Linked DNA regions of Homo sapiens: region 2 is linked to region 1. The links are chromatin contacts, found by Hi-C or POLR2A ChIA-PET in ENCODE. All regions are on one chromosome and are shown on one strand. Each heading gives the region's core, a stretch centred on a gene start or an enhancer-like site at or near the end of the contact. The rest is flanking DNA. Distances are from core to core; before and after follow the strand shown. Region 1 overlaps LOC124902409 (a long non-coding RNA gene). Region 2 has its middle 18 kb from the start of LINC02635.

The links. A loop is a pair of places that touch in the nucleus more often than their neighbours do. ChIA-PET counts read pairs that join two places held with the same protein, here RNA polymerase II (POLR2A).
Region 2: a map of endothelial cell of hepatic sinusoid shows a loop between it and region 1 (6-fold over the local background). The contact joins two enhancer-like sites. A Hi-C loop is called at or near these places in 1 of 168 maps with a recorded cell type or tissue (endothelial cell of hepatic sinusoid). POLR2A ChIA-PET finds 5 or more read pairs at or near these places in 5 of 52 experiments (K562, PC-3, activated T-cell and 1 more).

What each region holds. Positions count from the first base shown.
Region 1 is chr10:34,993,095-34,997,734 of GRCh38, forward strand. LOC124902409 (a long non-coding RNA gene) reads right to left here. Exons shown (of 2, transcript XR_007062110.1): 2 at 518-1,268. Among named protein-coding and RNA genes, the nearest start is that of LINC02635, 22 kb to the left of the region's middle. Within about 2 kb of position 1,602, at least 3 of the 41 ENCODE cell types and tissues checked have a DNase peak (open chromatin) inside an H3K27ac peak, as active enhancers do.
Region 2 is chr10:34,953,015-34,957,531 of GRCh38, forward strand. No RefSeq gene overlaps it. Among named protein-coding and RNA genes, the nearest start is that of LINC02635, 18 kb to the right of the region's middle. Within about 2 kb of position 1,302, at least 4 of the 41 ENCODE cell types and tissues checked have a DNase peak (open chromatin) inside an H3K27ac peak, as active enhancers do.

The DNA of each region.
Region 1 (4,640 bases), core at 352-2,851:
AGGCACGTGCCACCACGCCCGGCTAATTTTTTGTACTTTTAGTAGAAATGGGGTTTCACCATGTTGGCCAGGATGGTCTCGATCTCCTCACCTCATGATCTGCCCACCTGGGCCTCCCAAAGTGCTGGGATTACAGGCATGACCTACCGAGCCGGGCCTTGTTTCTTATTTCCACAAAGTATTTTATGCTGTAATAGAATCTCTTCTATTTTGGCTGGGCACAGTGGCTCACAACTGTAATCCCAGCACTTTGGGAGGCTGAGGGAGGTGGATCACTTGAGGTCAGGAGTTCGAGACCAGCCTGGCCAACATGGTGAAATCATCTCTACTAAAAATACAAAAATTAGCTGGGCGTGATGGCAAGTGCCTGTAGTCTCGGCTACTAGGGAGGCTGAGGTGGGAGAATTGCTTGAACCCGGGAGGAGGAGGTTGCAGTGAGCCAAGATCGCACCACTGCACTCCAGGCCTGGGCAACAGAGTGAGATTCCATCTCAAAAAAAAAAAAAAAAAAAAAGAATCTCTTCTATTTTATTTTATTTAAGTATATAAATTTAAGGGGTACAAGTGCAGTTTTGTTACATGGATATATCTTGTAGTGGGGAAATCTAGGTTTTTAGTGTAACCATCACCCAAGTATTCAATTTTACCTTCTTGTTCCTTTTTGGTCCAAGTTATTGAATGCCTTCATAGATTCCTGCTTTTCCTTGGGCCGGTTCCTTTTAGATGGGCCAGTTCCCTTCCTTAGCTCACTCATGAGTCTATTTATCATTGGGGTCCAGACCCAGCTAACAGGATACTTTTGCAATCTCTCAAGTAGTACAAGGTCTAGGATTGGCTTCCTCTATGGTAGGTGACATGCCAGCTGGCAGGTTGAAAGGGGATCTGGGAAGCTTTACTGTCCCTGCTGTCCTCAATGGCAAAAGCTAGATCTGTGCAGCCTCAGGCCTGTGGGACACCATCTTTTCACCCTTGAAGCTCTCTCCTTAGGAGATCAGCAGTGCATAGATTTTCTCCAGCCCAGCTCTCCAGAGAAAGGGAGCTCTGGTCATTGCTCTGGGCTTCTTACTGCTGGTCCCACCCCCAGCCTGCTTCAGTCATTCCTGTTGGTTGAACAGGAGGCACCAAGCTTCACCTGCCTGATGGCCACAGCTTTAGCTGCACTCAGGAAGGGGAGTTAAGCTGGTGGTTGAAATAGATGTAGGAAGAGAAACTTGCCATTGTGTCTCATTGGTTTAGGGATGCAGAACCATGGCAACTTCCATGAAAGGCTGCAGAGAGAAAATGAGAAATATTTAGAGCAGTAATTTTTTATTGCTGCCTGTAGAGTCTGAATCAATGGGAAGGCAAATATTATTTATCAAACACTTAAAATAGTATGTCAGGCATGGCGCTAGGAACTTCAGATAAGTTATCTCATACAATCTTCACAACACTATAGTTTTTGTTCGTTAAGAGATGGAAGGAGCTTGCTCGGGGTCACCTTGGCAAGCTATTCAATGGACTAGAATGATTCATCTTCCAAATGTCTACAGTTCCCCATTGAGCTGGAGAGAGAGGGCAGCCTCCCTAACGAGCCAGCTCTACAGCTTCAGCTCCCAAAGCTTGCAGAGTACCAGTTGCCATGACAACAGGACAAAATGCAGAGACCCTAGCTGCTGGGAGGAAATGACATGAGCCAAAAGAGTAAAAACTCACCCCGGTACTGGAATGTATGAGTCACTTACAAAGAACACCTGTAATTTTGAGAGCTTAAACCACCAGAGGGAGACAGAGATTGCCACAGGCGGGGGAATCTGTCTGTATTCCAAATGCTGCTGCCTCCCAGCGCTCCCGCCTTTTCCCCACACTAAGGGCCTCTGCCCAGTCTCCCAGGCTGACCCTTCCTCTTTCAGAGCTCCTCAAACTATCTCCTCCCAACTGGAGCTCAGGACTTGGGACCTGGCCCCTTGAGGGTGACAGAAAGGTGACTTGCATCTTCTGGGGGAAAAAGCAGAGGCATTCAGAAACGAGAGCCCTTCCAGAAAACCAGTTTGCACAATGACCAGGAACTCTGACACCTTAAGCCCATGCGAATCTTGAATAGAGAAATCTTGGACACTGAGGTAAGGGTGGTGCTCGGAAAGTGTCTTGGTCCAGATTTTTCCAGACCCTTTGATTCACAGTGGCATAGATGCTGGCAACCTGCTTGCTAATCGCCCAAGCGATTCCAGCCTGGTGTCAGGGAGGAAGATGCCCTCCGTCCTCTTTCATCTGGAAAAAGCAGGGTAGCATGTGTTAACTCTTACATATCAAATTCCTCTAGGAATTCTGGGGATTCCTTTTATTTGGCTCAGAGAGGAAACACCTAGAACATTTATACTCTAACCCAGAGAACTGAGGTGGTTTCCTGGGTATTTCTGATGTGCATTAAGAAAGAAGCTATTTCATTTAAGCCAAAACATAAGTGGGGGCTGGATTCAAAAGCAGACTCTCCCCTTAAAACAGCTTCTTCCTTTGCTTCTAGTCATTAGGGACAAGTCATGAGCCTCTTAAGCAGTAAGCATGTGAACAATTTGTCTGGTTCTAACAAGTGGTCCTTCCAGCAGGACTTCAGGGAGCAGAAGTGTATGCACTGCTGCAGAAAATGAGTTAGAAACTATCACAAAGGAGGAATGTTGGGCTTGCAGGGAAAAAATTATGAATAATTACCATATAGCAGGGGAATTACATGTCTTTCCTGCTGCTCGAGAACTAGACTAGAACCAAAGGGTGGTCCTGGGCATGAGGCATGAGGAGAACTAGGTAGGGAAAAGGTCTGTGGAGAAGTAGTAGAACCAGAGAATGGAAACAAACAAACAAACAAACAATGCAGATAGAGTCTGATTCTAGCCAGGGCTTCTAGGCAGCTCAAAGCCTAGTGTCAGAGGATGTAATAAACTCAGCACCATTTGGGGCAATCACTGGGACCAGGCACTCCACTCCAGCAGGCAGGGCAAGGGATGCTAGGAAGCTTTCCAAAGATCGTTCCTCAAAGGACCGTCACAGCTGGTGGTGGGGAATGTGGAGGGCAGAAGGCAAAAAAGAGAATGCATGGTACCAGCATTCCATCACCAGGACAAGGCCCCCAGTATTGGCAGGAAGCTAGGTCACTGAACAGAAACTAAGGGGCTAGGTTCAGTGGCTCAAACCTGTGGTTAAAAAAAAAAAATTAAAATTTGACTTTAGTCAAATTAAATTTAAAGGTGTTTAATTGAGCAAAGAATGACTGGCAAATTGGGCCATCTCCTGAGCCAGAGTAGGCTCAGAGACTCCAGCGCAGCCACGTGGTAGAAGATTTAAGGGCAGAAAAAGGAAGGTGACATACAGAAAATGGAAGAGAGGTGCAAAAACAGCTGGATTGGTTATAGCTTGGCATTTGCCTTATTAGAATATGGTTGGAACAGTTGACCACATTTGATTGGCCAAAACTTGGTGATTGGCACAAGAGTAGGCTACAGTCTGTTTACAATTTCCTTTAGCTTATAGTCCACAATGTACAGAGAAACCTTTAGGTAGAACTTAAAATATGTAAGGAGGTAGCTTTAGGCTAAATTTGATTTAATACTTATAATCCCAGCATGTTAGGAAGCTGAGGCATGAGGATCTCTTGAGACCAGGAGTTCGAGACCTGCCTGGGCAACATGAGGAGACCCCATCTCTATAAAAAAATTAGCCAGGGCCTAGTGGTGTGTGCCTGTAGTCCCAGCTACTCGGGAGGCTGAGGTGGGAGGATTGTTTGAGCCCAGGAGCCTGAGGCTGCAGTGAGCTATGATGGTACCACTGTACTCCAGCCTGGGAGACAGAGCGAGACCTTGTCTGTAAAAAAAGAAGAAAGAAAAAGGAACTGAGGGAGTAGACTCTTGGTTAAAGCCCAGCTGGTCGACTCAGCCAATAAAACAGGAGGATTAGGCAAGAAGGAGAAGCATGAGGAACACTGTGGCTTGAGGTTGCTTCACACGGCCCAGGATGCACGAGGCCTGTGGTGTCCTGCTGTGAGAGCTGTGGCAGAGCACGTGGCATTCTGGAATCTCTGAACTTCTCACAGTAACGTTTTTCAATGCTTGAAATAAAATACCCAGGATTATAAAGGAAACCAACAACACTGAAAGATTTTTGTCAAAATAGTATTAGAAAACACATTTTTGAGGCCAGGCGCCGTGGCTCACACCTGTAATCCCAGCCCTTTGGCAGGCCAAGGAAGGCAGATCACCTGAGGTCAGGAGTTCAAGACCAGCCTGGCCAACATGGTGAAACTCCATCTCTACTAAAAGTACAAAAATTAGCCAGGTGTGGTGGCACACACCTGCAGCCCTAGCTATTCAGGAGGCTGAGGCAGGAGAATCGCTTGAACCTGGGAGGTGGAGATTACAGTGAGCTGAGATCGCACCACTGCCCTCCATCCTGGGCGACAGAGTGAGACTGTCTCAAAAAAAAGAAAAAAGAAAAGAAAAAGAAAAAAGTTTGACATAGGGATATGTAGCAACAACAGATATTCCTGTGTTAAAGTACCTAGGGGCTGGTGAGAGGTGTGGCAGAACACATGGGTCTGGGGAATGGAGTGCAACGTGCGGAGCTGGGGAAGACCAGGAAAGACAGAGGGAGGGACCACAACGCAGAGTCCA
Region 2 (4,517 bases), core at 52-2,551, 40 kb before region 1:
GAGGAGGGAAGAGCATTCTCAGTTAAGTAGAGGCCTTCCTGAACCTCTCCAAATTTTATTTCCACTAGAAGTATCTAGAAGTATTTTCTCTCGGTTTTTGTCTTATGTTTATCTATCTTTTTTTTGAGACAGAGTTTCGTTCTTGTTCCAGCTAAGGCTGGAGTGCAGTGGCACAATCTCGGCTCCCTGCAAACTCCGCCTCCCAGGTTCAAGAGATTCTCCTGCCTCAGCTTCCTGAGCGGCTGGGATTACAGGCATGCGCCACCACACCGGGCTAATTTTTTGTTTTTTTTTTAGTAGAGATGGGGGTCTCACCACGTTGGCCAGGCTGGTCTTGAGCTCCTGACCTCAGGTCATTTGTCCACCTCGGCCTACCAAAGTGCTGGGATTACAAGTGTGAGCCACCGCATCTGGACTATGTTTATTTTTTTTAAAACCAAGTTTGCTCTTAGATATTCAATTTCCATGGTATTGGTTTAAAATAATTATCAGACAGGGCGCAGTGGCTCATGCTTGTAATTCCACCACTTTGGGAGGCTGAGGCAGGCGAATCACCTGAGATCAGGAGTTCAAGACCAGCCTGGCCAACATGGTAAAACCCCTGTCTCTACTAAAAATATAAAATATTAGCCAGGCATGGTGGTGGGTGCCTGTAATTCCAGTTACTCAGGAGGCTGAGGCAGGAGAATCGCTTAAACCTGGGAGGTGGAGGTTGCAGTGAGCGCCACTGCACTCTAGCGTGAGTGACAATCTGAGATTCTGTCTCAAAAAAATAAAGATAAAATAAGTAAAATAATTATCAACCTATTATGGATGCAGGTACCCCACCTCCCATGGGAGCAGACCCTTGCATGTCTGAACTAACCGAGTTCCGAGAATTATACAGAGAGGCGGCACACTGGGTTGGTGGGGAGCATGAGCTTCGGAATAAAGCAGAGCTGAACTTCAGTCCCATCCTTGCTGCTCACCAGCTCTGTTACTTGCTGGACCTCCCAGTTCCTTGTCTGCAAAATAGCAAACCTGATCACTAAGGTAAGGAAGCATCTGCCAACCCACAGTAGGTACATTAACATCAGATTATTGCCTCATAATGTCGTTTGGAGGACTGAATTGATATTTGCTCAAACATCTTGTAAACTGTAAAGTGCTATAGGAACTTTTTAGTAGCAACTTATTTAGGCTGCTGGGAGGCCCTTGAGGTGGAAGAACCTAGAAAAGGTAAATTGCTCTCTTCAGTCCCCAAGTGCCTGGTTCACTGCCAAGAAACCACTCCCGAACTCAGGCTGCTCACCTGGGCTGCTGGCAGGAGGAAGCAGCCCCAGAACGGAGCCAAGCCAGAGCCGGAGAAACAGGTTCCTGCCTTCTCCGCTGACAGCCTGAGGCTCATGCTCTAATCTGCAAAAATGGCAGAAGTCGCTGTAGTGTTGTAGAACTGAACTGGGGTTGGCTCCCTGGTGTGGTAAGACCAGATATTTATATTGACCTGGATAGTGGGAGAAAGCAAAGTGTTTATTTGTAGGGAGCCAAGTGAGGAGGAAAGGGAGTCCCCACCTTTCTGATGGCTTGTAGATAAGGATTTTTTTTCCTTTTTTTTTTTTTTTTTGTTTTGAGACAGGGTCTCAACGCTGTTGCCCAGGCTGGAGTGCAGTAGCATGATCTCGGCTCACTGCAACCTCCACCTCCCAGGTTCAAGTGATTCTTGTGCCTCAGCCTCCCAAGTAGCTGGGATTACAGGAGCTCGCCACCACGCCCAGCTAATTTTTGTATTTTTAGTAGAGACGGGGTGTCACCATGTTGGCCAGGCTGGTCTCGAACTTCGGGGCTCAAGTGATCCACCCGCCTCAGCCTCCTAAAGTGCTGGGGCTCCAGGTGTCCACTGCCGCTCTGGCCTAAAGTGGCTTTTAAGAAAAGTTGCCACCTAGAGTATGGCATGCTCCATACCTTGGCATTTTGCTCTTTGCTCGCCTGGTTCCACTGGAAGCTCAGCAAGCTCACAGGTTCTCTCCCACACCCTGACTCAGGTCCCACGTCCATTTCCTCAGGCTCCAGAGAAAGTCCTCACCCCTGGGCCTCCCCAGGACCCCGGGGACACTGTACAGGGAAGACACATTGGAGACAACAGCCATGGTAGTCACAGGGCCCTCAACAGTGACATCAATTATATAAGGTTTGATGGCCTCACTTTCTCACTATAAAGCAAAGAATGCTGCCCATCTGGCAGCCAGGGAAAGTTCTGGAGTTGGGGACCCGGCCATCCTGTGGTGCTGCCTCAGGCTTTGACTTGGAGACTCACTGGGGCTCGGGAGATAGCCAGCCTGGAGCTGCCTCCTCTTCCTTTGCTTTGACAGTGACCGGATGCCCCCATCACCCAGTTGGCCTCACCCATACTGGGCCACTGCAGCCCAAGCCTGTGTCACCAGCCTCCTTCCAGACTCCCCCTCCACCAGTCGGTGACAAATTGAAGTGTCCCAGAGGAGCCAGTATTTGCTCCAAAGGAAGGCTGTGTGGTTGTTTCCTACCTCTAGTGCAACATCCAGGCTAGAAGAAGTATCTTTTGTGTTGATTCACACATGTCCTCACTAACCTACTTATCAGAAAGTGCTCTCAAAGCCACAGAGCATTACCCAAATATAAAGTGGTATTTTGATTGCTGTGGCCAAACTGCTGGCATCCAAATGAGTTTTTCCGCAGGATTTCACAATCTTTCTCCTCCAAAAGCATGTGATTTTAGAGAGCACAAGGTGTGTACTTATTTTAAAATGCAGGAAATTAAAACGATTTTATTTTTGGAATTTCACAATAGCTCTTGGAATAATTCAAGACGCCTGGGGGTGTCCTAAAATCAAGGCTGGGAATCATTGATTTAACCACTTCAAAATTAGCATAAATAGGGCTGGGTACGCAGGGGGACTTGAAAATCTAGTTCGAATTTTTTTTCAGCACTCTATGTCTATAAACTAGCCTGGGCAAGGAAAGGTGGGGTAAGGAAAAAGAGAAGAGGACTCAAGATTTGATAAACATAATTCTCTTCTCTGGTCAGGGTCTCTGGGAACATTGTTTTTTCCAATTAGTCATCAGGTTTTTTAAAAATTTAGTTTAGGCCAGGTACAGTGGCTCATGTCTGTAATCCCAGCACTTTGGGAGGCCGAGGTGGACGGATCACCTGAGGTCAGGAGTTCAAAACCAGCCTGCCCAACATAGTGAAACCCCGTCTCTACTAAAAATACAAAAATCTGCCAGGCGTGGTGGTGCGTGCCTGTAGTCCCAGCTACTCGGAGGCTGAGGCACGAGAATCACTTGAATCCGGGAGGCGGAGGTTGCAGTGAGCTGAGATCACACCACTGCACTCCAGCCTGGGCAACAGAGCGAGACTCTGTCTTAAAAAATAAAAGCAAAAACAAAAAATTTAGTTCAGGCCAGGTAGGGTGGCTCACACCTGTAATTCCAGCGCTTTGGGAGGCCGAGGCGGGTGGATCACTTGAGGCCAGGAGTTCAAGACCAGCCAGGCCAACATGGTGAAACCCTGTCTCTACTAAAAATATCAACAATTAGCTCGGTGTGGTGGCGCACGCCTGTAATCCCAGCTACTCTGGAGGCTGAGGCATGAAATCACCTGAACCTGGGAGGCAGAGGTTGCAGTGAGCCGAGATCATGCCACTGCACTCCAGCCTGGGTAACAGAGCAAGACTATGTCTCAAAATAAATAAATAAATAATTCAATTTATTTTTATAGAGTTGGGGTCTTACTATATTGCCCAGGCAGGTCCTGAACTCATGGCCTCAAGCAATCCTGCTGCCTTGGCCTCCTAAGGTGCTAGGGTTACAGAGGTGAGCCACCGCTCCCAGCCCATCATCAGCTTGAGGAGGAGCTTCTGTTTTCTCCTTTCCCTCTTAGCCACTAGAGGTACCCATGGGTGCAGTCCTTCTTTATCTTGTCTAACCCTCAAAGCTGTGCTTGTCCAGCTCGCCAGGATGAACCCTGCTGCCATAACCCAGCCACCGTGAGTCATCAACCTGATGAAGTGCACAGAACCCAGAGGAAGAGGAGAGACCCACTTACACCCAGGGAAAGGAGAGATGCCTGCTTATACCCAGGTCTCCTGTTAATGAGCTTCCTTTTAGCTCTCTTTCTTTTTTTCTTTTTTTCATTTTTTTAGACTGACTCTCGCTCTGTTGCCCAGACTGGAGGGCAGTGGCACGATCTCGGCTCACCGCAACCTCTGTCTCCTGGGTTCAAGCGATTCTCCTGCCTCAGCCTCCTGAGTAGCTGGGACCCAGGCACACACCACCATGCCCAGCTAATTTTTGTATTTTTAGTAGAGACGGGGTTATACTGTGTTGGCCAGGCTGGTCTCGAACTCCTGACATCATGATCTCCCTGCCTCGGCCTCCCAAAGTGCTGGGATTACAAGCGTGAGCCACTGCATCCCACCTTTCTTTTTTATTCTTGTCTTGATATTACTTCTTCAAGGATTCTACACCGCATAGTCTCAGGACACACTTTCAAGGGTCAGGAG